Linked DNA regions of Mus musculus: regions 1, 2 and 4 are each linked to region 3. Evidence: chromatin loops called from intact Hi-C (ENCODE). Cell type or tissue: gastrocnemius. All regions are shown on one strand. Links, peaks and the distances in the headings refer to the core of each region. The heading gives the core; the rest is flanking DNA.

Region 1 (7,656 bases), core at 830-5,829, 390 kb after region 3:
GTAAATTTAATACTAGTATTTAGGGCTTATGTTTGGAATGTTGTATATTTAAAGCAAAGTTATTTGCTACAAAGTATATCCCAAGGCATTTTGTTCCTCCTCTTAAATGTGTGAGCTGATGCATGCTAGTGAGTTGTGAGCCATGCCTGAGGAGATTTTATTAGCTCTAAGAGAGAGAGAGAGAGAGAGAGAGAGAGAGAGAGAGAGAGAGAGAGAGAGAGAGAGAGAGAGAGAGAGAGAGAGAGAGAGAAGCACCCAGGTTTCTCTCAACCTTCCCTCACACATTCCCTTGTCTCATCACATAAGAAGGCCCTCACTTTACAGTGGCCTCAGCATTCCAATGCCTCTTAGAAATTTCTGGATGAGCCTCAACCCTAATTAATGCCACAACTTCATCTCTAAAGCTATTTGTGAGTTGGGCAGGTCATATTATAAACAGAGGGTAGGCAGACAGATGAGTGTCTTTTCTTGTAACTTATGCATAGTAACCATGGCGTGAGCAGAGGTTATGCTCAGGACTTTACGTACCTCTCCACCTTTTTCCGCAGTTCTTCCTGACATGATTCCCCTTCTTCCCACAAGGACCAAATACTTTAGTAAGACATCTAGGTACTTATCCATTTATGTTTCCCCTGCAGTTTAGTATGGTAGAGATCCACCCCTGTGGTATGAATTCTCTTACTAGTTACTAAACTACTCATCTTTGGTGCAGTCTTTGTTCAGCAATGCTGTGCTGTTCAGTATCCCTGTGATGAGCAGAGATGATGTGAGCTTGGAATGGGGAGGAGGAAGGAAGCTGCCTTTTCTATGATTAAGCTGATGGTACTGACAGTCACAAAAGAAGTGGATAACCACATAACAAAAAAGCAAGACAAGAAGTGTTAAATTAATGACAAACTGCCACCTGCTGGGGATGGGACTTCAATGAAGATGTGACATCTTCCCAGGAAGCTGGGTAAGCTGTAGAGTGGCCAAGCAACATGGGATTGCAAAGCTACTGAGTGCTGTCCTGAGGATAATTCTAAGTATGGGAGGAACAGATAACAGTGGTGCCCAAACTGGCCTTGGGAAAGTAAGTCCAGGGAGCTTTCTGGGAGATGGGGTGTCTAACTGAGATCTGAGTAGCTGTTGTCTGTGCAGGAAAACAAAAGTAGAAATTGCAGAGATGAGTTAATGAGATTCAAGGCAGCACCATACATGTGCAACCTGGGGCAGCAGCAGCTGTGAAGTAAAATCCAAAGCTATGAATAAAAGCAGAAGCCAAACAAAGCATTCAAGACAATAAAGGTATAGGGTAGCAGTGATGAGAACAAAGCAAACAAAGTAATCAAGTGAGGAAAGTCCACCCGTAGCAGCCCCGATGTTTAAGGCTGGCTGGAAAGGAGCAAAGTGCGTCCAACATGCTGCACATCCACCAAGGTGTTGGATACTGACATCACCTCGGTCATCATGCGGATCTGTTAATAGTATCACAGCTGAGAAACACAGTCTGAAAAGGTAGCCTAACAGGAGTCATTCAACTCATGAGCAGCAGATCTAGGGTTCAAGCTTTGTGTTCTTTCTGTTATCAGCAATAACTACAGAATAAGGTTACCTGAGAGAGGATGGATTTTAATGAGCTGCATGGAAGCCAAATACAGCCACACTTGGGCTTTCTGAAGCCACCCAGAGGCAGGGTAAATGCTTGCACAACTTTCAGGGAGTGGTATGTTTGGGGGGAGAAATTTACTTGGTCAGGCTTCCCAAGAGACAGAGCGTGCAGTCTCAAGGTCAAAGTCTAGAGAAAATAAATAAACTTAAGATAAAATAAACTTTCTAGGTAAGAGACGTTAACTGGAACATGGTGTAGAAACAACAGAAAAGGGGGAAAAGGTTCCAAAGTGAGGATATCAGGATTCCTTGGCTGGTGATATTTGTGTCTGGACCTAGACTTCCTGTGTTCTGCTCAATAGTGATGTCCAGGGGACAGTGGGTGCTTCAAAGCACAGCATCAAAGGAAATAGAAACAAAATCATGTGTGGAGGGAGTGGTTGAGGAGACTAGGAAGAAAATTATCTAGGAGAAGTCCTTGTTTAAAAAGGGTGGAGGGGCCCTTCGAAGTAAGGTCGAGTAACACAAGCAAGACTGCTTCACTACTAGACACTCCATGCATTTCTTTAATCCTCCTGGTAAAATGGTGTGCTACCACCTTCCAACCCTGACTCACACAGGTTCAAGAGGCACATCCAAACAGGAAGGAGAAAAATGTTCCAAATGATGGGTCCACGGCTCACACAGAGCCCTGAGATGTGGGAAGGAAGAGCAAGGCACCCATTAATGGAGTGATCAAGCCTGTGACAGAAACCGCCAAGGATGGTTGTAAACACTCAGCCCACACATCAGAGGTTTCAGGGCCTCTGAAAGGTTGTTAAAGGGCTGGCCACGTAAGGGGTGGATACTCACATAAGGAATGAGAACTGAAAAATCTCATCCAATTCTGAAAAGGGCAAACTGACCTCAGCTGACTCCAGCCTTGCGAAAGGAACATATTTCCAACAGCTGCTCAGAGACGAAATGGGTGACTTTGGTCCGTAAGATCATTTCTACCCCTAATGGTATTTAGGCAAAGACAACACACACATACCAGCTTTCTTGTCTTCCTGGTGGTGGTGGATCAGAGTCAGTGTTCCATAGAGACAATGTATTCCCACCAACTCCCTAAACTAAGCATCCAGATTGACGTCAAGAGACAAATCATGCTAGCAAACAAGACCTGGATTTGAACATGCAAACTGCAATAGTGGAAGTGAGTCAGAACATACCCAGCAAGTCAGAGGTAAAACTGAATCATTAACACCCAAGGGCAAGACAAAGTTTCCTCTCCCTTCAGGCAACTTCTGGTTCAATTCAAACCTGACAGTATGTCAGACTAATCCAAGGCTAGCTTCCTAGCCTACTTGGTCCAGGCATCCCGAGATTTCCTCTTAGCTGGTAGGTGAAAATACCTGTCTCAATGGACACCTGCCAAGGTCAGAGTTCATCTCTTCAGAATTCCTTGGCCCTTCATATTTGTGTCTGGGCCTAGCCTTCCTGTGTCCCTGCTCAACAGGGATGTCCAGGAGACTGTAGGTGCCTCAAGACACAGCATCAAAGGAAACTGTGTGTGTGTGTGTGTGGAGGGAGTAGTTGAGGAACACAAACCCAAGACACATCCAGCATCTCTCCTTCCTGTCTGTGTGACCAGCAGAAGGTTAGCCAACCAACCAGCCAAAACAATGTACAATGCTGTGTACAGCTTGCTAGGATATATTCCAAGATTGTGCCTCAGGGTAACAATTTAAGTGTGGGACATTTAAGAGGCAGAGCCTTATGAGAGGTCCTACTCAATTGCAGCAGATGCACTCTGGGAAGGGACTGTAGGACCACAATCTCTTTTACTTACTGCCTCCACATACAACCACCCCTCCCCGACCTGCTCCCACCTTTGTCCTGATTCAGGAGGACTTGTCTCCTCAGATTTTGTGTTGCACTATTTAAATTTTTTAAAAGCACCTCAAAGCAGAAGTTAAATAAACCTTTTTGTTTCCCCAGTAATGTTCCTTTCTAGTCATGAAAAGCTGATGGTAGTCCATCTACAAGGACAGGATATACAGTAATATCTATAATACAAATAAAGATACTGTACTGTGTTTGCTACAGAAGCATTTCTAGCCCCCCCCCCAAAATTTATAGAACACAAGATGTATGCAGTGGGAGCCAAATACTTAAATCAACCTGCTACTGCACCAAAGCTCAAATTGCCTGTGTAAGCTGAGGGTGAACACAGCTTGGGTATATGAAAGTCATATTTAAATAAAAAAATATAAGTTATTGCCCCATTGTGATAAAAACTGCATGGTACTGGTATAGAGACAGACAAGTAGACCAATGGAATAGAATTGAAGACCCAGAAATGAACCCACACACCTATGGTCACTTGATCTTCGACAAGGGAGCTAAAACCATCCAGTGGAAGAAAGACAGCATTTTCAACAATTGGTGCTGGCACAACTGGTTGTTATCATGTAGAAGAATGCGAATCGATCCATACTTATCTCCTTGTACTAAGGTCAAATCTAAGTGGATCAAGGAACTTCACATAAAACCAGAGACACTGAAACTTATAGAGGAGAAAGTGGGGAAAAGCCTTGAAGATATGGGTACAGGGGAAAGATTCCTGAACAGAACAGCAATGGCTTGCTCTGTAAGATCGAGAATTGACAAATGGGACCTAATGAAACTCCAAAGTTTCTGCAAGGCAAAAGACACCGTCAATAGGACAAAAAGACCACCAACAGATTGGGAAAGGATCTTTACCTATCCTAAATCAGATAGGGGACTAATATCCAACATATATAAAGAACTCAAGAAGGTGGACTTCAGAAAATCAAATAACCCCATTAAAAAATGGGGCTCAGAACTGAACAAAGAATTCTCACCTGAGGAATACCGAATGGCAGAGAAGCACCTGAAAAAAATGCTCAACATCCTTAATCATCAGGGAAATGCAAATCAAAACAACCCTGAGATTCCACCTCACACCAGTCAGAATGGCTAAGATCAAAAATTCAGGTGACAGCAGATGCTGGCGTGGATGTGGAGAAAGAGGAACACTCCTCCATTGTTGGTGGGATTGCAGGCTTGTACAACCACTCTGGAGATCAGTCTGGCGGTTCCTCAGAAAACTGGATATAGTACTACCGGAGGATCCAGCAATACCTCTCCTGGGCATATATCCAGAAGATGCCCCAACTGGTAAGAAGGACACATGCTCCACTATGTTCATAGCAGCCTTATTTATAATAGCCAGAAGCTGGAAGGAACCCAGATGCCCCTCAACAGAGGAATGGATACAGAAGATGTGGTACATCTACACAATGGAGTACTACTCAGCTATTAAAAAGAATGAATTTATGAAATTCCTGGCCAAATGGATGGACCTGGAGGGCATCATCCTGAGTGAGGTAACACATTCACAAAGGAACTCACACAATATGTACTCACTGATAAGTGGATATTAGCCCAAAACCTAAGATACCCAAGATATAAGATACAATTTCCTAAACACATGAAACTCAAGAAAAATGATGACTGAAGTGTGAACACTATGCCCCTCCTTAGAAGTGGGAGCAAAACACCCTTGGAAGGAGTTACAGAGACAAAGTTTGGAGTTGAGATAAAAGGATGGACCATGTAGACACTACCATATCCGGGGATCCATCCCATAATCAGCTTCCAAATGCTGACACCATTGCATACACTAGCAAGATTATGCTGAAAGGACCCTGATATAGCTGTCTCTTGTCAGAGTATGCCTGGGCCTAGCAAACATAGAAGTGGATGCTCACAGTCGGCTATTGGATGGATCACATGGCCCCCAATGAAGGAGCTAGAGAAAGTACCAAAGAAGCTAAAGGGATCTGCAACCCTATAGGTGGAACAACATTATGAACTAACCAGTACCCCGGAGCTCTTGACTCTAGCTGCATATGCATCAAAAGATGGCCTAGTCGGCCATCACTGGAAAGAGAGGCCCATTGGACACGCAAACTTTATATGCCCCAGTACAGGGGAACGCCAGGGCCATAAAAGGGGAGTGGGTGGGTAGGGGAGAGGGGGTGGGTGGCTATGGGGGACTTTTGGTATAGCATTGCAAATGTAAATGAGCGAAATACCTAATAAAAAATGGAAAAAAAAAAGTTATTGCCCCACATATTCATGGTGGCTGTGAAGGTTAGTCGCAAGTCACCAAGGAGACAAGAAACTAAGGCCCTAAGTAAACCTGGTCTAGATCATAGCCATGGAAGAGGACTGTTAGTCTCAAAAGCTGCTGATATTTAAAATTAAGAATTCAATGTTCCATTTGTAGCCAGTGTAGGAAGGCGAGCTTGATGACTCTTGATCTGTCCTGTGTGTGAGTCCTACATAGACAAAGCCTGATGTAGAACTGGAGCCAAACCTACCTAAATGGCCACTGGGACCAAGGAGAGGTAACTGTGCAGCCTTATGTGTGATTGCAAAGCTTCAGGTCACATTCTAGCTACCCCAACCTTTAAATAATTTTTTTCACCTGGCTGTGGTGGCACACACCTTTAATCCCAGCCTTGGGGAAGCAGAGACAAATGAATCTCTGAGTTTGAAGCCAGCCTAGTCTACAGAACAAATTCTAGAATGGCCAGGGCTACATACCCTACCCTCCCCCCAAAAAAATGCTTTTCTCTCAAGAAATTTGGTTTGTGATAAGATTTTGTATAGCCCTCAATTATCTCAAACTCATACATGGCAAAGGGTGATTTTGAATTCCCATTCTCTTGACTCCACCTCAAAAGTGCTGTGATTACAGGTGTATACTACCACATACAGCAAGAAACTAATTTTGGATTGACAAGAACTATATATGTAGCTTCAAATTAGTGAAAAGAACATGGCTGTCCATCATTTGGTTGACACCTTTTCTCTCCTCCTCAAGGTCAGGCCTGGAACTGGGTGTGACACACATCTGTGAGGCAGCTTACCCTCTAATTTTCATGCACACAAGATCAAAAGACTATGAATCAATCACTAAAGTTCATCGACCTAGGACATAGGACTCAGTGCACCTGGGAGGGGCTATCTACATTAGGTTGATTAATGTGAGAAGATCCACTTTAGCTGTGGGTGGTCCATTTCATGGGTTGGGTTATGACTAAATAAAAAAGTATCAGTATGTATCTCTTGGCTTCCTGGCTCTAGACACAATGTAACCAGCTCCTTGTCCTCCAGTTGCTATGTTTCCCACCAGGACAGACCTTGAACCTTGAGTCAAAATAAGCCCTTCTTTAGGTTGTTTATCTCTAGGTATTTTATTATAGCAACAGGAAGTGTAACTAACACACCAAAGAAGAGAATGTGATCATGGCCTATGGAGATAAGTGGTGGCAGGGTCATGGTCATAGTCATGTGTTGCTTGTCCCAGCTATGCAAGAGTGGGCACCTAGTGTGATACTCAAGTGCATTCTGCATAAGAAGTTCAACAGATCTAAAGGCAACAGTACACAACATTTCTGGCTGGTTCCTTTGAGTTACTGCAAGACAGGTATCATGACTTTTGACTCACCCACTCTAGGATACTTAAGGCACTGTTCAAAGGGTGTGCCCTGCTACTGTACCAGGACCCATAGTAAGACCTTGTGCAATAGAATCAGTATGCCTGTTTGAGAAGGATAAATCACTGAATTCTCAGCAGGTAGCTCTTGGCTGCCTGAAAATTACCCTCAAGCAGGTGTGAATTCTGACCCTGAATCTCAGCTACAACATAGAGAGATGGACACTCGTTTGGTGTTACAATGAATAACCAAATATAACTTTCATTTCAAGCAAAAGATGGATTCTTGTTCTGGACAGATTCAGGTTTGTGTTTTGTCAGGAGATGGGCTCGGGTGCTGGGGAGCAGCTTCAAGAATTATAGCATCATGAGTCCATCTTGATGTTGTGATAGCATAAATTATCACACAGGTTACAAATGGACTTATGCTGGTAGCACAGCATTTAACAAAACAAGATAAAGATGTTCTGTGTTTGTTAGACAAACACATTGTTCCAAGGAGAACACTGTGTCATATCTTCCAGAGGCTCCCTCTGCTGTCTGTGGAATCATTC
Region 2 (7,656 bases), core at 1,820-6,819, 210 kb after region 3:
TGTATTGACTTTGCTACCTACAGTATTCCAAGAAACTTTGTCCCCTTCATGACCACCTCATTCATAATTCATTACAGCTACTTCCTATCTACCTTGGTTACCTTTTACCCACACACCTCTGCTGATGTAATACCCTCAACCTTGAAGAACAAATCCTGAAGTTTTCTATTGCCTTCAGAATAGAACTCTAGTCTTTCTGTGGAGTTTGCAAAACTCTTCCTTATCTTGTCTCCTCTGAAAAATAGACAGTCCTATTTTTCCAGTGTGATTTCACATTATACCACCTGCCCTCAGTGTAATATCTATATTGAGGGTTTTGCAGAATTTCTGATTAAAATGTCCTTGATTACCAAGTGGTGGAATGCAGTAGATCCAGAAACAAAATTAACTTGGACTGTCTTTAGTTTCCTTAATAGCCATTTATGCCCATGTTCATATGTGATCTAACATTCCCTTTTGCTATCAGGTGACATCTTTGGAATGTATTTACTTAGCAGAATACCAGAATCCACTAAAGCTAAGAAAGCCATAACATCTGGAATATATAGGCAGAGACTTCTCTGCTGAGATGTAGCCTGTCTAGCTCACGTCTTCAACAATGTTTGAAAGTGGATTTATTTGACTTTATTTTGTCCTGTGACAATGAAAAGGTTATACCATCTCATCCTTGGTGGAACACATCATTTTACTGTAGTTTGAGTTACTGTTCCCAGGCCACAATTACTTATATTTGGATAGCAATAAAGTATCCCTTATTTTTTTCTTGAATGGAGGCTGTGTTTTACACTGACAGCTGTCACAGCCTGTCTCCACTATCATCTTTGCTTTCACTATATCTGCCTACAAATTGTATCTATCCTACAACTCCAGGTAAGTGAAAACATTAAGTTCACATCCTTCCTTCCATCCTCCCTTCCTTTTCTTTTCTTTCTCTCCTTCTTTGCTCTGTCTGTTCTTTGTTTGGAGCATAGTCCTCTTTCTTAGCTGGATTTGATCCTATTGATTCCTTAGGGCTTGTCTTGAGCTTTCTTTCTAATGAGCAACACTTCCTGGTTAGCCAGGTTGAGAGGAGCACTCAGCGCCTCTAATTTGGCTAGGCCCCATTTCTGATTTGATTGGATCTTTCTCTACATTTGCTCTTTTTGAGGGTGGGAGCCATACTTCTCGTCTCAGGTACTATGGGTTTGTAGTCATATGCACAACAAATGTCTAGAGCAGTGTCAGCTGGCTTGTAGAAGCACTTCGATGAGTAATCAAGATCAAGATTTGTTCTCCAGAAGTGAGACACAGAAGATATGAAAGACCTCCCTTCTTGCAGAAGGGAGTGTAACATGGTGTAGAAGAGGACCAAAGTTCCTAAAGGGTAGAACTAGCATGTGACTCAGGAATTATAGTCTATGTCCAATATCTATCCACAAAGCTTCTAGAAGACTGTTCACAGAAGTACTTCATGTAAGTGGACTCACAAAACATTATGCTAAGTGGGTCAGATCAGGCACAAAAGGTCACACTTTGTATGTAATTAGACATATCTTGAGGAAGTGGATTAATGTTGCCTAGGGCAGGTGTGATGTGTGAAGAGATGGAGGAAGGGAATAACTGCTGAGGAGCATGGAATCTCCTTTGACAGCTGGAAAGAATAAAGTTGATGTGGTGATGGGTGCTTACATGTAAGCATGTTAAACATTTAAAGATAAAATTACCAATTACTTTGTGGGGTTTCTGAGGTGAGATTCTGATGACCGATACACAGTGATCTGAAACTAGAGTGGTGGCAGTAGGGATAAACGGTCATTTTGTTGGGTCAGATGTTTCGATGGAAACCCAAAGGCATTAAAATTTCAAGCACAAAGAGAAAAGATAAGGTGACACATAGATATTGACTATCAGTTTATGAAATGCTTATTGAATGTATTTCCACTTTCTTGACTACTAGACTAGATGTAAAGGAGAAATGGGAAACAGCTTGCTGAGTATACAAAGAAGTGGTCCTTGACTTGGTGCTCAACTGGAAATTAAAAAAGTATATGTGTGTAAGGAAGCATCAAATTTCTATAAGAGAAATACAACTTATTTGTGCAAAGAATGGGCAGGATGGAAAAGGTCAGAAGAGGTGACCTGCTCAGTATTAGTTGTTCACTAAGGACTTCAAGTTGCCCAGCTCAGTGAAGGCATGTCAAGATCCTGTTGATACTTCCCACTCAGTACAGAGATTAAAGATAGTTCAGTCAATTTTGTTCAGTGGAAGGAAGAGAAAAGCAATTCCCAATAATGCTCTCTGTGTGAAGATTAGAAGTTGTCCACAGACTCACATTCAAACGATCAGGGCACTAGGCAGTAAAATATCTTGGATATATTTGGTTCATTCCCAGATTGTTACCACTTGACTAGTTCCAAGTAAATGGTATACGTTCAATAAAAATTAAGTGAATGTTGTCTAAACCATCTGAGAAGTGTGCTACCTGTTGACCATTTCTATGTAACAGTCACGACAGTCTACACAATTACTCTCCCCTTCAAACAAAAACCTACCAAGTGTATGGCATATTCCCTTCAGGAAAAGATGTTGACTGACAGCTTTGCTGTAAGGATGTGGAACAGCTAAAAAACAACTGTTTTTAGTGGAATATGAACGAACTGCTATGAGAGAGTTGATTACAAGTGCTACAGTCCTAGCGCTGAAGATCTTTAAAATCCAGTGGTTTAGAGAAGCTTTCAGCTTGGGCACGTTCAGGAACTTGAGAGTTCCGCTAAGCCGATAGGTCCAGACATCACGTCAAACATTTCTTGAGCATGTCATAGTGCCGGGTGCTTTATTCAGTTCTCACATTTTGGTTGTTTGTAAGAGGCAAAGGCTCTTCTCGTGGTAGATTCGAGTTCTGGACAGAAGAAAAATTCAGATTTGGTAGGTGGTTTTATGGGCCTGTCACTAAGAGAGATTGAGAACCTTTACTAGGAGGTAGATCTTGAGAAAGGTCAGGAAAAGCGTTAAGTCGAAGCCAATCTATAGCAGAGTCAATTACCTGAGAATCACTCAACTAGGAGGTTCTTCTTGTGGCCTAGCCAGCTGAATCTCTGTTAGGAGGAATATCTGTTGAATAGTTTGTTTTGGCTCAGGACAAAAGATAAAGACATGATGTAGTTTTTGAGGATGGTCAGGCCAGTGTATATCAGGTCAATCCACTTCACAGGTCAGGTCTCTCTTCAGATGAGGCTCAGCTGGCCTCCTCTTGGGGGGTCATGTGATGCGCCCGCGGATGCCTGGAGCGCCGCGCGCAGGCCTGGGCGGGCCTAGGTAGAAATCAACTTCCGGTGAGGATGTCCTGGACGCCGGGTGGTGTGTGGGCTGCCCGAACGTGGGTTCCTGGGCCAGCAGTCACCGGGAGGGGGGTGGTTGCGTAGCCGGTGTCCCGGAGCCAGTGTCTGAGAGCCGGGTGTGACGCGCAACAGCGCGGGGAGCACTGCGGTGGGCGCAGGTAATCGGGTGCTCGCCGTCTGGGTCCGGGTCTCGGCCGCGGGTGGGAACGTGACCAAGTTACTGCGAGTCGCGAGGCCGCGGCCGGGCGACTCACGGGACCTGGGTCAGGGAGACACCTCGCTCCCGCCCTCGCCCGCGGGGCCCTGCACTTGGGTAGTCCCGAGTGGAGAGCCATAGTAAGTCCGCTTGTTGTCCGCGCTGTAGTTGCCCCGGCGGAACGGAAGTGTTGACCCTGATGCGGTTCCCGTCGGTGCCGAGCGGCGCACCCCTTCCGGTCTCAGACCTTGGGAAAGCGCGCACTGTGCACTCGGAGTTCTGGAGAGCTGATCGCTGGACACACCCTCAGTGGCGTCTCGGGTTCTCACCCCAGGCGAGCATCGTGCGGAGCGCTTGGCCTCTGTCTGTTACACACCTTTCCCCGCCCCCCCAGGATGCCGCGTCTGCGCGGCTGCCTCCGCAGGAGGGAGCTTTGCACAAGAGTTGTCAGCTGCTCTGACAGCTCTGGGATGGTGAGGCCGCCGTGATCTTGGCCCTCCGCTCTGGGGAAGTGAAGGCTTTGGGCTCAGCTTAGGTCCCTCAGAGGCCGCCCACGAATTCCGACTTATCCCTCCACTGTGCAGACATTGACACGTCTTCGCCCCTAGTTTTAAACTTCCCGGCTCTGTGGAAGGCTATGGAACATGTTTGCATGCTGCGTGGTTGAGGGATTGCCATCTTGTCACAGGGTGGGTCAGCTGTCACCTCAGGATTTAAGACAAAAGCCTGCAGAGTACTCACAGTTTCCTGGGCGACAGAAACCGAGGAGAAGTGCACTTGTAGTCATCTTAGCCACACCTTGTGTTGCTTTTGGGGTTGTTTGAACCTCACCTGTTGGGATAAATGGCTCAGGAAGATGCTAGGTCCGCTGCACCTTGGTGCCACTATGTGGTGTGTTAATGTGTGAAGAATTGCCTGGTGAGAGGTGAGGAAGTTTGGTGTCTCCTAGGATGTCTAGAGATGTTTCAGTGGGCTGGGAACTGTGAACTGGTTGCCTAGCAACACCATACTCCAAATTGGAAAAAAACATAAAACAAAATGAGAAAGTCCAGGATTTTTGAGTTTTTAAGAAAAATATTAATCATCATAATACTTCACAGAAAAAGAAAACTTTAGGAAATCACCTAGAGAAGCATCCATTGTTTGTTCTCTCTCTCTCTCTCTCTCTCTCTCTCTCTCTGGGGTGTGTGTGTGTGTGAGAGAGAAAGAGCCTGTCATCAATTGGGACATTTTATTGAACACCCAGGTACTATCAGATTTGTAAAGAATATAGGATTTTTATTAATAAAGGAAACTTTGAAGGGAATCTCTCTCTATGACACAAGCCAAGTGGGAATCAATTAAGGTGGGTGAGATCTTTCTATTAATGAAAAAGGAGGAAAAATGTTTAAGTTCTAAGGATCACAATCACAGTGCCCTGCTGGCTACTGTTTCCGTATAACTTACCATTAAGTGTTGTCTTTCCTGTAGGATGTAAACGTTTGAAAGGCCACTCTGTATTAATGTGCATGTTAACTTGGTACAGTTTAGGGTTCGGGTTCTGGTTGTCTCCTTTCTTCAGTTTCCAATAACTTGGGTTTAGTTTATTTGAACTAGAGTTGATGTACCTTTTCTTGAAGGACATTTCTTAGAGTTTAGTTCAGGGTAAACTAATTCAGTATGTCTTCGTGTGCACTCACTCTTACAAGTGTGCCTGGTCATATAACATCACCACGGTTTGCTCATTGGGATCCCCCAGGATGGCTACAGATTCATCCTCTGTTGGGTTTTTCCTCTCTGGAGTCATGTAAGTGGAAAGATGAAGCACAGTCCCTTGTTCGTACTTTTTCCCCCCAGAATGCTTTTCTAGCCCTTTTGGTGTCTCCGTAAAAAGGGGACATGGTACTTCTGTCTGTGAGTAGGCCACAGTGTAGTCACTCACTCACTAGTTGGTGGACATTTAGGAGTTTCTGAGTTTTGTGTTTTGGGATGAAGCTGTTAGTAAAAATGCATTTTGGGGGGACAGTCATATTTAAGTCTTTAGAGAGAAAAGTTCTCATTTTCTTTGGTTCAGTGTTGAGAAGCAGGGTGCTGGACCAGGTGGCAGCTGCATGGGTAACGTTTTAGCTCTGCTGTTTACCCTGGTGGCTGCTGTGTGCTGCAGTCCTGCCAGTGAGATGCATGGTTCATGTTGCCATGTGTCAGTTAGGCATTTTAGCTCCTGCTTTAGCTACTTCCGAAGGAGTTTCCTCATGAGTCATTGAGTTTTCGTTTTTTAAATTTGAGGTTCTCAAATAGCCCACTCTGCCTTCAACTGGCTCCGTAGTTGAAGCTAGCCTTGAACTCCTGATCATCCTGCTGTCACCTCCTGAGGCTGGGATTACAGCTGTGTGCCTCCATGCCGGGATCTCACAGATGATTTTGAGATTCTAGTTAACTAACTTGTAAGACATTTTCCTGTGCTGTTGTTGCTGTTTGTATGTTCTTTCAAGAGGCATCCCTCCAAAGTGTTTTGTGAGTTTTTAATTGTCTAATTAAAAAAATCCTATACAATCTGGGCACAAACTTTAGTTTTACATATACATGTGTGTGTGTGTGTGTGTGTGTGTGTGTGTGTGTGTGTGTATAATGTGTATGTATGTCCACAAGTGTTTTCTTTGAGTCTGCCACTTGCTTCTTTTCCTGACACGTGAAATGTGTGAGTGAAATTTCAGTTTTGATGAAATCCATTGGATCAGTTCTTTTTCCTTTTTTTAAAAAATTAATTTGTACACTGTCCAAGGTTGCAAAGAATTTCTGTTTTTCTCTAGACCTTTTCTAGTTTTAGATATTGTGTTTAGGATATGCTGTCAGTTACTCTTCCTTTATAATGTAAGGTGTAGGCTGTGGCTTTCTTTGAGCCTTTCCTTTACAGATGCATGAATTTGGCTGCATCTGAGGGAAACTTTCTTACTGTCCTTGAGCAGGATTCTTGTTGGCACTTTGTGAGAAGGCAATTCACTGTGTACGTGTGGCTCTGTCTCTTTCTGGCATTCTCTTCTGTTTCATCATTCTGTGCATCTCTAGTTTTATAGAATGTCTTAAAGTCAGAAGGCTTCATTCTCTAGCTTGGTTACTTTTCAAATTGTTTCAAATGTTGTAGCTTCTTTTCTTCCTGTATAACTCTTAGAGGCAGCCTGCTTTCTCTATTGTAGGGGTTTGGTTAGGAGTGCGTTGAAGTTATACATCCCTTTGGGGTGGCTGGCATCTTAGGTGTCTTTAATCTGCTAGGTGATTCTGTTTATGCAGGATTTAGGTTTCTCTTAATGTTTTTCACTTTCAGCGTAAAAATCTTATTTCTGTTTTGTTTCATTTGTATGTGTGTTCATTTGCTGCTACTGTAAATGATATCCACACACATGTACATTTCTAATTATTGCTACTGTTATAACTATTGAGGTTTACATGCTCTTGAACCCTACAGTGTTGTTCAACTCACTTGTTAGTACATGTGACCTTTATGGACTCCTTGTGATTGTCTACGTATGCACGTATCCATCCACAGAGGCTGTTTAATTTTGTATTTCCCAACTGTTTGCATTTTATTATCTCATTGCACTGCTAAGAGTTCTAGTTATGCTGAATAAGAAGTCTCAGAAGACATTCGTGACTGGTAATTTTCTTTAAAGAAAACATGTAGTCTATTTTTTCTTTTATCATTTTGATCAGATTGAGGAAATTATCTTTGACTCCTCGTTTGTTTAGAACTTTTACAATTCAATCATAAACAGTTGTTGTATTGCTTCGTCTCTTTGTAGAAATCATTGTTAGTTATGGTAAAAAATTACCCTACTGTTATTCTGAGAAGGCTGCTGCTTACATTTTGGTGCTCTCCATATTGTTTTTCATTGTGAAGATTATTAAGCAAAATTATAAATACTTTATATTTTAATCCCTTTTTTTGAAGTCTTGCATTTTGAGTAATTTAATTTACTAGGGCGATTTTGTACCTTGTTTGCAATGTCATTCTTTACACACGTTTCATTGTCAGTACAGTTATAAATCATTGTTATTCTCTCATTATAAATCACTGTCACTAAGTTATAAATCATTGTCGGTACTATTATAAATTACTCCACTGGAAATAACTTGAAGTCTGTCTTCCCTCTTTATTAAAATGAAAT
Region 3 (7,656 bases), core at 1,176-6,175:
AGGGAGTTTCCAGGGAGGGAAATGAAGTATCTTAGGGGCTGTCAAGGAAAAGGGAACAGCAGCCATGGAAAGTTCTTTGCCCAAGTGTGTGTGTCTGCTGATGTGAGGCTTGGGGGATGCACTAGGAGTTTGAGAAAAGCTCTGTGGTCCACAGAGGAGACAGGGTTAGGGTGTTAGAGTTAGCATGACTCACAGAGCTGCCTTCCAGTGCCCGTGACTCAGTAGAAAGCTATTCCTTCATTATGTGGAATAGACCCAATCTGGCCTAAGCAAGACAGCCAACGATGCCTCAGGCTTCTCCATCACTCGGGGTTCCCTTGCTATGGCAAACATGGAGAACCTCTAACCACTGTATTTGTCTACACAGCAGCCATCCACACCAACTTTCTAGTAGGCAATTTGATCATGAGCTAGTCATTACTATTTACCTTCCAATGGTGTAGGAAGCACACCGACAATAGTCTCCTGTCTCTAAAGAGGTACCAATCTTTAGCTTAAAAAAACAAAATCAATATATCTTAAGCAGTGTTCCTAAAATTGGATATTACAATTTGACGGTAAGTTAGAATTTCTTTCATGGAGCTAGCCTGATCTTGGGAAGTAGTCCATAAATGTTTTGTCCAGCATGTGTGCAAAAATAAAGAGTTTTTAAAAACCCTCCATTTGGCTATGATGATTTTAACTCCCTCAAAAAAAAAAAAAACCTCCATTGTGATGTGATGTGCTATTAAGCATTAGGTGTGGTAGTGAGTATCTCACAGTTTTATTAACCATGGCCAAGTGTGAGCGTTTAACTACACTATTATATTTCACCTACAAACAGAACGAGAGCAGAGTCCCTAGCTGCCGAATGGTTTCTGAGGAGTAGTTCTATAATATGCAACAAAGAAAGAGTTAAAAACAGCTGTAAGGACAGCTTAGTGCTATTTTTATTCCGTCATTGTAGACTCAAGCATGGCTCATTTACTCTCTCTCAAAAGAGAAAATAGGTATTAAGCAACTTTAAAGAAAAAGTTGGCTCTGTTCCAAGACAGAAATTCTTATCCAAATAAATACAGTATGTAAGTGTGCTTTTTTTAAAAAAAAATTTCAGCTCATCTGTATTTATATTTGGATGTTAGGTAATTGAATTTCACACAAGTCTCAAAAATGAGGGAAAAGTCTCAAGACAATTTCGAGAAGTAAGCCAGCAGTGCACTCACTCTTGGGACAATGCTGCCTTATCTCCAGTACAATGCTCTACACAACTTGCCTTAGGAGATTCATAATAGAGTTTCATTTTCGTGCCAAGATCCAGACATGTCTAAAGTAATTTCATTTAAAGATTTTCTGCCGAACTAATAAGAATAGACCAGAAGCAGGCGCTGAACAGTCGCCTTTTTGTATACCCTCGGGAGTTTACAAGAAGCACCAGGAACCTGACTGTAAATATTAGGTAGATATTGCTGCTTCTCTTGTGAGGTGAGCAAGTCCTCCTAATGCCTTCTCCAGAGCCAAACGACTCATTTCTTAAACTTTATGGTTTTCCCATCTTGAACAGAGTCTGTGCTAAGAGAGCAGCCCTAGACGGTATTACATCGACATCGATGAGACAGACAGATTCAAGCATGCCTACTACTTCCCAAACACTGCGGCGATATTTTGCTGGTGTTCTTAGATGTATTCTTATCTCAAAGTCAAAATCACTCTTTAAGAAATCAAAAACTCAACCACCAGCTGAGAATGCCGAACTACAAGCTTTCAGACCACAATGCAAATATTTCGACTCCGGATTAAAGAACCGTTAGCAATAATTCCAGGAAAAAGAAAGTTTCCACGCCTAAAGTCCATTTTGGAGACAAGCACACCCGCCTTCCTGAATGGTATCGATACTAAAGTTGGACGTTTGCCATTAAAAAGTTGTTACTACTAAATTATATAATATGCTTTGTTATGTAACACAGTCCTGTTTTATATGCTTAAAATTATGTCATTCATAATAAAACTAGACACAACGTTTTTGCTTTTCACACACAGACTGCCACCCACATTTAGACATATCCACTCGCTTGTGTGCGCGCACACACACACACAGACACAGACACACAGACACACACACAGACACACACACAGACACACACAGACACACACAGACACACACAGAGGCACACAGACAGTTCCTGAATCCCCCAGTTTCCTGCTGAGTTTCAGAACCTCTCGGTGGATAAAGTAACTTTGGTGGTTCCCTGCAGACAGATATCTTGCCGGCCCAGGTTCTGAAAAAGACTCCCTCTTATGGAAAGGCACATCAAACTTGTTTCGTGCCTGTCCATTTTGGGGTCTCACCAGCTCTCTAGATGGCTTTCCTGGGCTCAGCCCCTTGCTAGCAGGTACCCCGTGACTGTGTCCAACTCAGGTTGGGACCATCAGGGACCCCTAGGCTTCCTCAGCATCGCCCGCCTCAGCTGGCGCTGGTCTTCCCCACCCCTCACCCCAGGAGGAAGACCGGTACTTACAGCCTGCGGCCAAGCCCCTCCACCGAACGCCCGCGGGAGGGCACGGAGTAGCTGAGCAGGAATACCAGGACACTCCACTGCTGAACCAGCCTCCGCAGCATCGTGCCGCTCGCTGGCTCTGGGGACCTGCAAGAGTGGAACCCGAGGGTCAGTCCCGGCTCTCCATCTCTTCCTCGCACTGCCCCGCTCCCTCTTTTGGAACCCCGTGGCTTCCCAACAGCCACTCCAAAGTCGAGGGCATCTCACAAGTTAGGAGGAAAAAAGAAAACAAGAAAAAGAAAGCAAAAAAGTGTCTCCGAGCCCCTGAGCACTTACTTGTGTAGGAATCAGCGCCTCTAACTGCGCCTCTCTCAAACCGCACAGGCAAAAAGGGACCCGAGAGGGGAAAAAGCAATCAGAGAGCTTCCTCTGAAAGAAGAGCGAAAACCGGGCGTTTTACATAGGCGTCGGGGATGCGTGGCGCGTTGCTGTGGCTCCCATAGCAATGTCTAATTAGTCTTGGCGGCAGCACTCTGGGTCGTGGGGCAGGTCAAACCCCTCTTCAAACGCGGGTGTTCCTCAGGAGTCAGCTGTCCTGCGCACCGGGCCTCTGGGTGCACAGCCACTTGCGGCAGAGCGCGTATATATACATAGCTGTCGGTCTACCTCCTTCGGTGGGCTGGTTGCTTCCGGAAAGTTGATTCCACAACGCCCTTGAACAAGTTGCAGGCGCGCGTGTCGTGGATGCGAGGGCCAGGTGGCCGCGAGGGCGGGTTCCGGCAGCGGGGCGGAGCGGCCCAGCTGGGGCGGCGCAGGTTGGAGAGTAGCTGTGAGCCCAGCCCTGGAAGGTTCACACGCTCCGGGGCCAACCTGCTGAGAAGTGAGCGAGTCGCAAAGAGGTGGCGCCCGAGGAACGCGCGCCGGCGGAGCAGGCAGGGGTGAGCGGGCCGGCGGGGGCGGGGAGCACAGGGGAGCCCGGAGCCACGGAGCCCCACCCCAGTCCTGGCCCGCGTGGGCCGATCTGACGCTCTCCTCCTCCTGAACCGGCCTGCTGTCGCCTGAGTGGCAGGTCCAGGAGTCCAGGTCCCTACAAACAGCAAGGAGGAACCCCGGGTGGCCTGAGAATCCCAAGAGTCCCAAGCTCGCTTGCAAGCTCGCATTGCACTGCATTCCTGCCTGGTGTGGCCTTCTCCTGGGGAGGGGACTAAACCTAGCACCCAGAAGAGCAAAGGCGATTTTGGGTCTTACTGTTTGGGAAGGGTTGGGGACATCACGTCTGGAGCAGGTCCTAGAACGGGTGTGTGAGCAAGGAAGAAGACCCACTTTGTGATCACAGACGACCTGGAATGCGCAGAGTCCTTCTTTCTCACCTTCTTCTGATAACCTACTCTATGTCCTGATAAAGATTCACTGAGTGCCCATTTGCTTCAGCTTCTCAGTGCTGCTGGGCAGGGAGTGGGGGTGGGGGGTGGGGGAGAAAGTTGTGAGTTACTGATTGTGGGTCTAGAGGTGTGTGTGTGTGTGTGTGTGTGTGTGTGTGTGTGTGTGTGTGTGTGAATACTAGTTTCCCCCCAGGTCCTAGATCACGCTGAAATGAACATGGGAACCACTCAAAGAAGTTTGCCTTCTAGACAATACTGCTGGAAAATTTCATCTGACTCTCTAGGAGGCTAGTGTCACTCAAAGACCTTTGTCAGACCTGGGCTGTGATGCTCTACAGACTTCTGGGGTGGGTACTCCTAGGACTTCTCACCCCTCCCCTCCCCTAAGCCTTGCTGCTCGCCAGCAGTTAAAGCTTTCAGCTGTCTTGGGCGGGGTTCCCTCTCATCAGAAGCCCTTGTCTCTTTCCCTTGATTCCTTTAAACTTCATACTTGTAAAAAAAAAAAAAAAGTTGGCTTCTTCCCACCTTAAAAAGAAACCCGGGAATTTCCATAACGTCCTTTAAGTGGTTAAGAATTTGTAACTGTTAGACATGTTTACATGGCACGAAAAGAGAAAGTTTGAACCTGTGACACTCTGTGATAACCCTTCCCCAAAGATGCTGGAGCCCTAATTGATCTGGAGTGGGGAGCCCCATGAGAGGAAAAGAAGGGACTCACAAAGCAACCATTCTGCTGCGTTTCCTGAGACTTGCTTAACGTTAAACATGATATTTGCTTCACCACCAAGAAAAAAAAATCCAAAGGTACTTTGCCAAGTCTCAAATTACTTTGACTTAAAAATACTCCCCCAATAAAAGGCTGAAACAAAAACTAGACACACTGTGCGTTTAAGGCTGGAATCTATACACTACTTTGATTGATGTTGTTTTTTTCCTAATTAGACAAAATTGACCCTCCTTTCCCCCTTTTCCTTTCTCTACCCCATCACCCACCATCTTTTCTGAGGCTAATGGAAAAACATCATCCATTTTAAAAGAATTTCCTCTCCTGGAAACACAAAGAGAAACTATAGAGAAACTATGGACAATGAGGAATAAGTAGCTTTATCTCCTCAGAATTAAACACTTTCTCATGCTGTGTTACTTCACTTTTTCCTTGAGTCACAAGCTCCTCCACATTCTGACCAAGGAAGGGACATCCTGTCAGTCTCATTCAGAAATATTTGTTTTGTAAAATCAAGTCTTTAATGAATGAAAAGCTTTGTGTAAGTGGTCTTTTCCGTTGTGAGGAAGCAGGTCCTGCTCCAGGCAGACCGAGTTCCTTTCTTGATGTAGAAATTATCTTTAGTGTCAGCCTCCGATTCTTTGCCTTGGCTGCAAAGGGTGTTTTATGACATCATAATCTAGATTACGATCTTGCTAAGGTCACAAGGCAGCAAGGAAACAAAGTGGGGACCCAACCCCCAGGCTTATGAACAGGTCACGTGATTGATCAGGTGACAGGTTTGCTTAGGCTCCCTGTCACACAAGCGCACCTTGACAAGCAAGAGGTTCTGAAGGTCTGCCTCTGCCAGTCCACACTCATGGGAATGCTGAGCTCACGAGCAGTGTCTAGGTTCCCTACTCTGTAAATGATGGTTTTCAAAATCCAGCTTTCAAGGAGGGGCCTCGCACCCATAAGTTCACGGTGGTCACCAGTTTATAGGTATTACCCGCGTGTTTCCTCTATGGAGAGAAGCTAGTGGAAAACTCAAAGTTTTGTATTCTGTACTTCCTCTGTCTTCCTTTTGAGCCAAACAATAAGCAAAGAAATAAACATTTGATTTATGCGTTTGAGTAATGCTTTGGACTAGCCACCAATTCTCACATCTGTCTGCCAGTAGCTCCAAGTCAGGTCTCCAAAATTCCACAAAACCAAACAAATGTACACATCCTTTCTCTCCTCTGGTCACTTGGCTGTTGACAAAAGTTACCCCTTCGAGTAGCATCCACGCTTGATTCTGTGGGATCACAGCTCCGATGACTCGCCCACTGAGGCAGGAGGAGAAGGCTAGGGCTCAAGGCTGCCAAAAAGAAAGGGAATAAGGCTTGAACATCCATAGAGGAGGAAGTCGCCTGCTCATGATCAGCTTGTGGTTAAGTGAGGCTAAAACTCTGCTAATACCTGGAACGCCACTCCAGGGAGGGGCTGAAGAGTGTGCCAGGCTGCTGAGATCCTCCTGTGACCAGAAAAGTGGACCCCACACTTTTCCACATCCATTTAAACCTTGGAAATGCTCTGCTTTCTCCAAACATGACCTGAAAACCCAGCTAGGAGATGCTTTTCAGAGCCCAAGATGATTTGAGATACAAAGGTCTTAGGAAAATGGGTTCTCTAGGTCCCACACTTGTGTACCCTCATTCCCATGGCTAGCAGGAAATATCTGAGGAGAAGGAGGAAGGGAGGGAGGGAAGGAGACAGGGTGGGAGGGAAGGACAAAGGGAGGGGAACAGAGAACATCATTTGGGCTGCTGCTCACTAGAAGCCTTTTGCTGAGTCAAGTTCTTGGCTCCCTTGAGCAGACAGCTCTGGACTTGCATGTGACCACAAATAGGATTCAAAGACACCCCCTGTTCAAAGGACAGTCACACCGTCATCACATCTCTTGCCCTGCTGCAGAAAGTTCTAGCTGTGGTCCAGTTCCATATGAGCTGCCTAGAAGGTGGCATCCCCGGGTGAGACTGGGACCTTGGAGCATTTACTTCTTTATCCCATTGTCCTCCCAGTCCCCTGGTAAAACCAGTCACCTTGCAGTCCCTCCTTGGGGCAGCCCCTGCACTAGGTATCTGCTTTCTCAGGCAGAAAGACTTCTGGACATGGGAAGGTAGGTGAGGCTTTGCATCTGTTTTGTTTTGAGCAGCTCATTGTATGGTTCTGGGACCTGCCTGCTTTTTCAGTTTGTCAGAACTAAGGCCATGACAGTGCATAGCCTCTCTTTTGGATCCCTTTGACTTTGTGGGCCAAATATAGCAAGAAGAGGCCAAGGGTACTTGGGAAATCATCTAGGGTAGGGAGAGTTATTACAGCAGCAGAGTGGCTGAGTGCTTGCATCCCCATTTCCAGGAAGGGGGCAAGTTTGACTTTCATGGATCTTAGACTAAATGGAAGCTTTAGGAGCCTGGGTCCTCTTACCTTCATTTACCCAACATTCCTGGGCTTTCTTGGCTATGCCTCCTAAGCTTCTAGACTCCCCATGGCCAAAGATTTGCCCCAAGCAGAAGAAATGAGGCGTTGTTCCTCTATTGCATCTTACAAAGGGGTGGGGAATGTTGGGTGCCTGGTAATGGCACAGCTCTTAGAGAGTCACTAGCCTAATGCATGGGTGGCCCTCTGTTTCTCCCAGAGAAGATTTGGGGGAGCAATGTGACTCAGGGACAGGGGCTCAGGATATTCTCCACATCCTCTGAGATGGGCTGTCTTGCTCCAAGTTAGAAGTGTAATAAGCCCCACAGAGATAGTGAGGATAAATTCTCTATAGACTGGGACTGAGAAAAGGGTGGGTGGACTGCTCCCCTTCTCCCAGGCCAGGGATTACTCCTTCCTGCTACCCTCCCCAGTTCCTTAAAGCTCACCATCGCCAGAGGTCCAGGGCCGCCTGCTTTATGTCGTTTAACACACAGCTGTGCAGCCAAGGAGGGGTGAGGGTCTGCGAGGGAGAGTAGAGGAAATGAAGGAATGGTTGGAGGTTCTCTGTGCCAGAGGTCTCCATATGATGCTTAAAACACAGTGACTCTAGAAAAGATCACGTTTCAGGCAAGGA
Region 4 (7,656 bases), core at 1,759-6,758, 550 kb after region 3:
ATCAGCTATGTTAGGCTGGGACATTTTGGAGATGGAGCAGTGTAGGGATCACTTCCATGCCTGCAACTCCTTAGTCATGGTCTTGTAAACCAAATGAACCCCTTGGTTCTACAAGCTAGTCTTGGGTGGATTGTTCCTTTGGCCTGTCATCAGCACCCTATTTGGTGTGAGTGGGCCTTTATTCATACTCCAAGTTAACACAGCACCAATCCACAGATCATGCATCATATTCACAGGGAGATACTCAGGGAAGTGACTTGGTGAGTGACATGGGAGGAAAACCTGATGCACAGTGTAAATTCAAAGCCAGTCTGATAACATTTGGAGACTCACAGGGAATAGACCATGATTACTAAAACATGGTCACTTGAAAGCTTAAAAGTCAAATAGTGTCCAGAAACCATCAGTACCTAGAAGCTTTCTGGGGGCCTCCATGTCCACAGGTGCATTGTTTTGGTGTGACAGTAAACCACCCTGCCACAGAGACTCCATTGTCAAGATGCCTCACCTTTCCTGCTCCTCTCCTACGGCTCCTTCCACTTGGGATTTGTACTGTGGGAATCTGCTTCCTTTTTCATCAGTTCTGAACTTACTCAATTCAACAGAAAAGTGAAGGCCATCAGTGTGCAACTGAAACTTTTTGTCATCTAAAAGCTTTCTCAACCCACTAGGTTGACAGAGTTTTCATTCTTTGACTTCTCACACTCATTCCTAAGTTTGACATTAGCTGAAAGAGACAATGAGTTGTGTTGCACCAATTAAAGTTGCCCTAACTTCTATCAATTGTGTACTTGATTCTATATACATGGGACAAGGACTCTTCCTCTCTGATCATCAAAGGCAGTTACACAAAAGGAGAGTGCAAAAATTGACTCTTGTTCCTTATCATTTGCAGACAGTGAGATAAATGGAATAAAATGTTCCTTCTTTCCTGTCTCTGATACTCTGTGTTTTTATAACTGCAAGAGTTACCTGTCTAAAGTGTTTGACATTTATTACTTAACAAACAGTAAGAAAGCAGACATCTGTGTCTATAGATGGGGGCTGTGTCTCCATCAGTTATAGACAGTTACCTGGAGCTATGAAATGAGGAGTGTGTGAGCTACTGGAAGTGAGCAGAGCCCACATTGCCTTAATCTCTCTCAGGATAGGACTTGTCGGAGACCTGCTTGCCTGCCACCTTTAACCTCACTGCACCCATATACTTGATTTGGGAGAACTCAAAGGGAGGAAAACATGGATGTAGAAGTATCTTCCTCATAAGCAGAAGTGTTTTTATTTTATGAAGACATAAAATAAATGTATACATTAGGATTTCACACTTGGTTCCTGGGATACCAGCAGCATCTCCATACTGGATGGCTTAAATGACAGGCGCACTCTGTCTCGATGCTCAGACTGGGAGTCACCGTGTTTGATTCCTTGTGAGAGCATGAAATTGACCAATCCACACACATCTTCATCTTTGGTTGTGTCTGGAATTGTAAGTTGGGATTGGCACTGGGTTCTTAATGTTATCTTCCTCTGAACCTGTGTGTGTCAGTGTTGACATTTTTCCTTTCTAAGAACACCACCATATTGGATTGGGCCCCATCCCAACAATCTCATTAACTTAGGCACCTCTTTAAAGACTCTGTGTCTATATTAGGACCTATTCTGAGGTACTGGGGATACCAATGTACCTGGTTCTGGACAATAGTTCACCCCATAATAGTCACTAACAAGAAAATGACGAACAGACTTAGAAGTAAAACAAACAAATCTTCATTCTTTCAACAACTGACTCCATCTGCCCTTCAGCTAGTGACATCTGACATCAGTAAGAACTGTGTGTTTGGTGTCTTTTCCCACTTCCAGAAAGTCTGAATAAATTTTGAGGTGAACAGGTGGATCTGGGTCCTTCAGAGAAGCTCTGGGGCAAGGACTCTACATTGTAGCCCAAGATCTGATCTGTTTGGCAGGCACTGGTTGTACCTGTCTGAACTGGCTCACAACAGCACCTCAGACCCCACAAGCATGAGGACCTTGCCTCCACTTTATTCTGGGAAGTCGCCTAGCAGCAGACAGAATAATCTTGAGCCATAGCTGACTGTTGTGTGTTTAATGATATCATGGTCAGGTTTGCAATATGCATGCTGTGTTATATACTCACAGATTTCGAATTGGGCCCACGAGGTGGCTTAAAGGGTAAAAGGTCCTTTCCACCAAGCTTGGTGACTTGAGTTTGTTTCCAGAATCCATATGGGAGAAGGAGGGAGGGGACTCCTGTACAATATCCTCTGACTTCCACGTGTGTGTCAACATATACACACTAAGTAAATAAATTTAATTAGAAATATAAAAATTGAAATAATTCATGATTGTGGCAGAGAAGACAAGCCATCATGAACGTTAGAAAGAAGGAATCTATTCTTAGTACTGCCCAGCCCTGTCTGATCTGCCCTCCACTCCACTACAAAGTAGAGCAAGACGTTCCTAGTGTCCTTTTCATTCTAAATACGCTAAGCCACACTCGTGTCAGAGTGCTTGTAAATCCCATAAATCCCACACAGTTGAGATAAGCTATCTGACAAATGCTAGGTCTGTGTTTTGATTTTAAGTTGACTTCAAACTTTCATTCACTTGAACTCTTCCGTTTGAACAAGGGCAGCACTTGAGCCACACCCCGGAGAGCCAGCTGCAGTGGAAAATAGTCTCCAGGGTTTGGGGTTGGAAGCAAGGAAGAAGAGCAGACAGGGAAGTCTGGCCATTCCTTTTATGTATGTTCGTTCTTCTCCCCAGTCAGTGCAGAATTGCAAAGGAAGTTTCCCCTGAAGGAAACTCCCAGGAATCAAAAACAGTGGGTTTGGATGGCTTTCCCAAAATAGTGGGCTTTTGGAATTCATATCAGGCAAATCAATACTAAACTCACTTAGAATCAGACAAACAAACTGATGATTATTTTATGTCTTGGGCCCTGAGCAAATATACTTCCAGCATTTCTAGTACCTATTAACATTTACAAAGGTCTTTCTAGTGAGAGACAAGTCTCTGGGGAATTGTCCATGGGGAGCTAGCTCATGCCATTTCACACTTAGCATAAAGCAGACCTAACGTCTAAGTTCTGCTGTTGAAACTCCCCTTGTTATCAGAATTCTTCCTCTCCTCTCTCCTCTTTCTCTTTCCCCTCTCTCCCTCCCTTTCCCTGCTCTTCCCTTTCTCCCTCTCCCTCTCCTTTTCCCTTCCTGCCCCTTTCTTTGCCTCTTGATGACTTTAGTTTGTTATAAAAGAATAAAGGAAGTCAGGGATAACCCTTAATCCACATTGTGATTAGCCTGCCAGCAAAATTAGCTCAGGTACCCACTGGCTCAGAATAGGGTCCTTTACTCAAGATGACAACTATCATTAGCCCCAGACAAAAGAAGCACCAGACAGTCCACTTGAGACATGTTTCCAGTGATACTAACTGTTCAATTCCCTGCCTCTTTTATCCTGTGAACAAGGAAGACACTGTCTTCATCTGGAAGCTATCTCAGTCTGAAATCAGCCAGTTCACCTTAGTAATAGATTTTCTCGCAGAGCAATTTCTTACTCACTGGATGGAGGATTAGACCTAAAAATCCTATCATCTTTGAACTGACACAGCACCACACAGAGCAACCTTAAATATGACTCTCTGCTGGTATTCATCTCCCTAACCCAGGTGTCTATGTAGCAGGACTTGTATCAGGTTCTGACAGCCAAAGGTGAATTTATCCCCGAGAACCTTATATTTCATAGAGAAAGATTATAGCTCAGTGAGAATGATGTAGATAGACAGACAGATGAGGAATAGACATCTGGATGATAGACAAGTGAGATATAATAGATCTACCAGTAAAAAATAATTGTAACTCAGTGAAACTAGGATAGATAGATAGATAGATAGATAGATAGATAGATAGTAGATAGACAGACGTATGATTGACAGGTGATGATTGATAGATGCTAGATAGATAATAGACAGATTATGGATAGATTATAGGTAGGTAGAAGATAAATAGGTGATAGATGGACTGATAGATAGATGATAGGTAGATAGTTGATAAGTAGGTGACAGATTGATAGTAGATAGATGATAGATAAATAGATAGATAGATAGATAGATAGATAGATAGATAGATAGATAGATAGATAGATAGATAGATAGATGTACGTTCTTAGATGAAAGGTATGACATGTTGGCTGGAGGAAGATTTGTTCCAGGTTCATGTCCTGGGCTGGCTGGTGAGGGAAAGTCATACCTGCTCTAGGCTTTGAGGATTGGGGAAGAAGGAAGGTTCTGTAAGAAGGAAGAGAGTGTGAGAGAAGCAGATTGGGTGTGGCAATGCAATGGAGGGGGGCCCTTCTGTGGCCTTTTACCTGGAGACAAACTGAAAGCAGTGTGGCAGGTCTTGAATCTTCCACCAGAATGGGAAGCACCTCTCTGTTCCAGCAGCTCAGCAGCTACCCCTACTGGCAAGGCAAAGGCAAAGTTGCTCTCTGGGGTGTTGAATGGAGTTTCTGTCTGCTTTTATCTGGAGCTAAGCGTGCATCTCCTGGATTGCCAGGTCTATTCCAGCCTTGTCCTGCCTTTCCCCTAGCTAGTTAATGGGAAAAGTACATGATATACCACTGCTCACCTTTCTTACTGCTGTGACCAAATACACAACAAGAAGCAACTTAAAAGAAGAGGGTTTTTTTTTTGTGATCATGGTTTAATGATAGAGCCCATCATGATAGGGAAGGCATGGCTTTTGGAGCATGAATTAGCTACTCACGTGGTATCTAGGAAAGAGTGGTGAAGGCTACAGCTCATTCAGCTTTCTAATTTTTCTCATTTTTATTCAGTGCAAGATTCCAACCTCAGGGATGGTGCCATCTACACTCAGAACAGGTCTTCCTCCTCAATGAAACCCCCATGGAAAGACCCTACACACACTAAAACATGTGCCTCCTAGGTAATCCCAAATCCATTCAGGCTGACAATAAAGATCCACCTTCCCAGTGTCCAATGGCGTGTTTGTGGTCTAGTGTGGTACTTGGAAAACTAGGGATTTATGGTTGAAACTGTCTTTGTCAATATAGAGAGCTATGTTTGGAACCTCTGTGGAAATGGCTAAGGCTGCTCAACAATTCTGGGTTCTTCTCAGTTGATCCCATATGCTTTATCAACTTGTAAGCTACTGTGGAACAGAGACACCTCACACAGAATGTACTCAACTCTAATTAATCTTCATTATCTGTAGTTTTCATTCTAGAAAAATTACTGTGTGGCAGGACCTTCTTTCCCCATTTCAATGACTGATTCATTCATTTTTGTGACTGCTTTTATTTACTTATACACCATATATCTTATGTTTGTTTGTTTGTTTTATTAGAGGAATTCTTGCTTTGCAGCTTTATTGACAACCTTGTAGCTGAGGCTGGCCTCAAATCTGCAGCAATCCTCATGCCTCTGGCTCCTAGGTACCAGGATGCTATGAGCCACCCCACCTAGATTATTGAGCCTTTGACACCAGTTATGTGCTGAATATTTCCACAAACACATTACCAAGAGGGGGAGGTTTTATTTTCAGAACTGCAGATGTGTATAAGAATTCTCATGTTTCCCCCAACATCCTATCGACTCAGTTTTTCAGTATTTTCCGGAGGAAAGTTCTGTTTCATTCCTCCACAGAAGTTTTGTCTTACTGGGTGATAAAATGCCTGACTGTCCAAGTTTAAGGTGACGGCAGCAAGCTAATATAGGAAATGTTTCACCTTGGAGATTCAGTGGAAAATGCATGTGGTGAGGAAAAGGAACCTGGGTAGCATGGGTTTGGCCTTTCTGACAAATCCAAGGTTTGATATCAATCACGATTCTCCAGCACCCACGTGGTGGCTCAAAATCATCTGTAACTTTTCTTCTGATTTCCAAGGGCCAAAAGACTCCAGGAAACTGTAGCTTGCATAAAAGGCCCATCTTCTGGCTTTGACATTTCCTAGTGCTTGAGGTAACGATTCCTGTGGCGACAGTTGTGCAAGCGTCCATCCCAGCACATGTGAGAGATGACATGGAGGAGTGGAAACAGGGGCTGAGGACCTTCGCTGCTTTGCTCAGAGAGGTCAGTCAGCCTTTAGAGTCTGCAACTGTGTTACTCATTGTGATGGGCAGCCTTCACCTCTTCTGGACTCCCACACAAGCCCAGAGAGCAGGAAACGGCAGTGGTTTCCTGTGGTCAGGTGAAGTAGATCGTTAGCTTGTCGTAAGTAGTGTATTGGTGACTAGACTATGTATTTTGTTCCTTTTATTATGCATCTTTCCTTCTCTACTCTCTTGTTGAAGCACTTAGGTAAAGTAGACCTCTTAGGTATCCAAAGCTGGGTACCTTCCTCTGTGCATCTTGCGATAGGCCTCAGTTTATGATAAGTACCAATATCACTAAAGAAAACAAGGATGGAATGCAGACTAGCCGCTAGGTCAATACTCATGCCATTTACTTGCACAAGACGGTGCCCTCATCTTTCTGAATTGATGCAAGAAAGCAGAGACATTTGCTGACGGCCTGCACTCCCAGCTGGCTAAATGGAAGAAGAGCCTGAGCTGAGACTGGATGGAGTTGGACAGAAGGAGAGAGGAAGAGAGAGGCCAGTGCTGTTGTTGGGTGTGGTTATGCTTGTTAGTGAAGGACCCCTTGGGAGGAGAGTGGGAAGGGACTGGAAAATTGTACTGCCAAGAATAATGGGCACTTTGTGAGACATCTGAATTATGTGAATGGATGTCTCTTCCCATTGCTGTCTACATCTGTGTAGTACTGTATCTTGCACATAAAGAAATGCCTTCAAATGGCACTAGAAAAGGGTATTGAGACTTGTTAGACAGATGTGGGATTGGTTTTCAGCTCTACCACCCACTAGCTTTGCATCAGGAGCAAGGTATTTGATATTAAGCCCCAGTCTCTACACATAACCCATGGGGAGAACAGAGGACTCTCTAGAGTCCTCTGAGAAGGCAAATGAGAAACCTTTCTTGGTGCCTAACAAGAGAGCAGACATCCAAACATTGTTAGCTGCCTTTGTTTTCCCTTAATAACTACAAAAACTAGCCCCTAGCAAACCACATCTGGGAGGATAAGAACTTCTAAAAACCAGAATAATTTCAAGAATGACCCCTCTTAGTTCTTAGTCTCTCTCTCTCTCTCTCTCTCTCTCTCTCTCTCTCTCTCTCTCTCTCTCTCCCTCCCTCCCTCCCCCCCTCTCTCTCCCACCCTCCCTCCCTCCCTCTCTCCTCTCTCCCAACTCTCCATCCTCTTGCTTCCTCCCTCCTTCCTGCCCTTTCTTCCAAACCCCAAAGTTCCAAAATAAAATACACTGGGTAAAGTTTCTGTAGTTTGGAATTTTACAGTGCCTGCATGCCAGAGCTTCACATAAAGTGCCTGGATTTTGCTCTTGGGGAATCAGTGTCTCTAAGTTGCAAGTAAAATGTGAAGAGTTTTCTTCTCCTGGAGCCATGGAAGGATGGCTGATGTGGGATGCCAGACAGATAATTGGACTGCACAGACAATAGCTATTATTACAATTGCAAACCCATGATGACTGGCAGTTGCTGAGCCACTCCATACCCTCTAGGAAGATATTGACAGCATCACTTCTAAGCTGAACATCTTCAGGAGCAAA

Evidence for each region. Hi-C counts contacts between places; a loop is a spot of excess contacts. Peaks named below come from ENCODE experiments on the same cell type or tissue, not always from the same donor. Only the 100,000 strongest peaks of a DNase experiment are listed, where the experiment ranks them.
Region 1: a loop joins it to region 3, with 2.4 times the contacts of the local background. A loop is called at or near these places in 2 of 42 quality-filtered maps.
Region 2: it touches region 3 in a loop (7-fold over the local background); 5 of 42 quality-filtered maps call a loop at or near these places.
Region 4: a loop joins it to region 3, with 4 times the contacts of the local background. A loop is called at or near these places in 13 of 42 quality-filtered maps.

Annotation. Positions count from the first base shown.
Region 1 is chr6:147,651,117-147,658,772 of GRCm38, forward strand. All of the region lies in intron 1 of Gm36244 (a long non-coding RNA gene), which reads right to left. Among named protein-coding and RNA genes, the nearest start is that of Gm36244, 21 kb to the right of the region's middle. In gastrocnemius, for the core only: no CTCF peak of the experiment used is centred there; no DNase peak of the experiment used is centred there.
Region 2 is chr6:147,472,584-147,480,239 of GRCm38, forward strand. It overlaps Ccdc91 (coiled-coil domain containing 91), which reads left to right and starts at 3,288. Exons shown (of 13, transcript NM_025911.2): 1 at 3,288-3,476. Gm6288 (a long non-coding RNA gene) reads right to left here and starts at 3,236. Exons shown (of 4, transcript XR_869623.3): 1 at 2,533-3,236. In gastrocnemius, for the core only: a CTCF peak has its summit at 3,914; DNase peaks (open chromatin) are centred at 3,350 and 3,728; H3K4me3 peaks cover 1,959 bases; H3K27ac peaks cover 4,027 bases.
Region 3 is chr6:147,260,775-147,268,430 of GRCm38, forward strand. Pthlh (parathyroid hormone-like peptide) reads right to left here and starts at 3,239. Exons shown (of 4, transcript NM_008970.4): 1 at 2,811-3,239; 2 at 2,496-2,621. The coding sequence starts at 2,596. In gastrocnemius, for the core only: a CTCF peak has its summit at 3,370; DNase peaks (open chromatin) are centred at 2,554 and 3,390; H3K4me3 peaks cover 2,701 bases; H3K27ac peaks cover 2,494 bases.
Region 4 is chr6:147,806,456-147,814,111 of GRCm38, forward strand. No RefSeq gene overlaps it. Among named protein-coding and RNA genes, the nearest start is that of Gm15762, 90 kb to the left of the region's middle. In gastrocnemius, for the core only: a CTCF peak has its summit at 4,479 (motif pointing left); a DNase peak (open chromatin) is centred at 4,452; H3K27ac peaks cover 709 bases.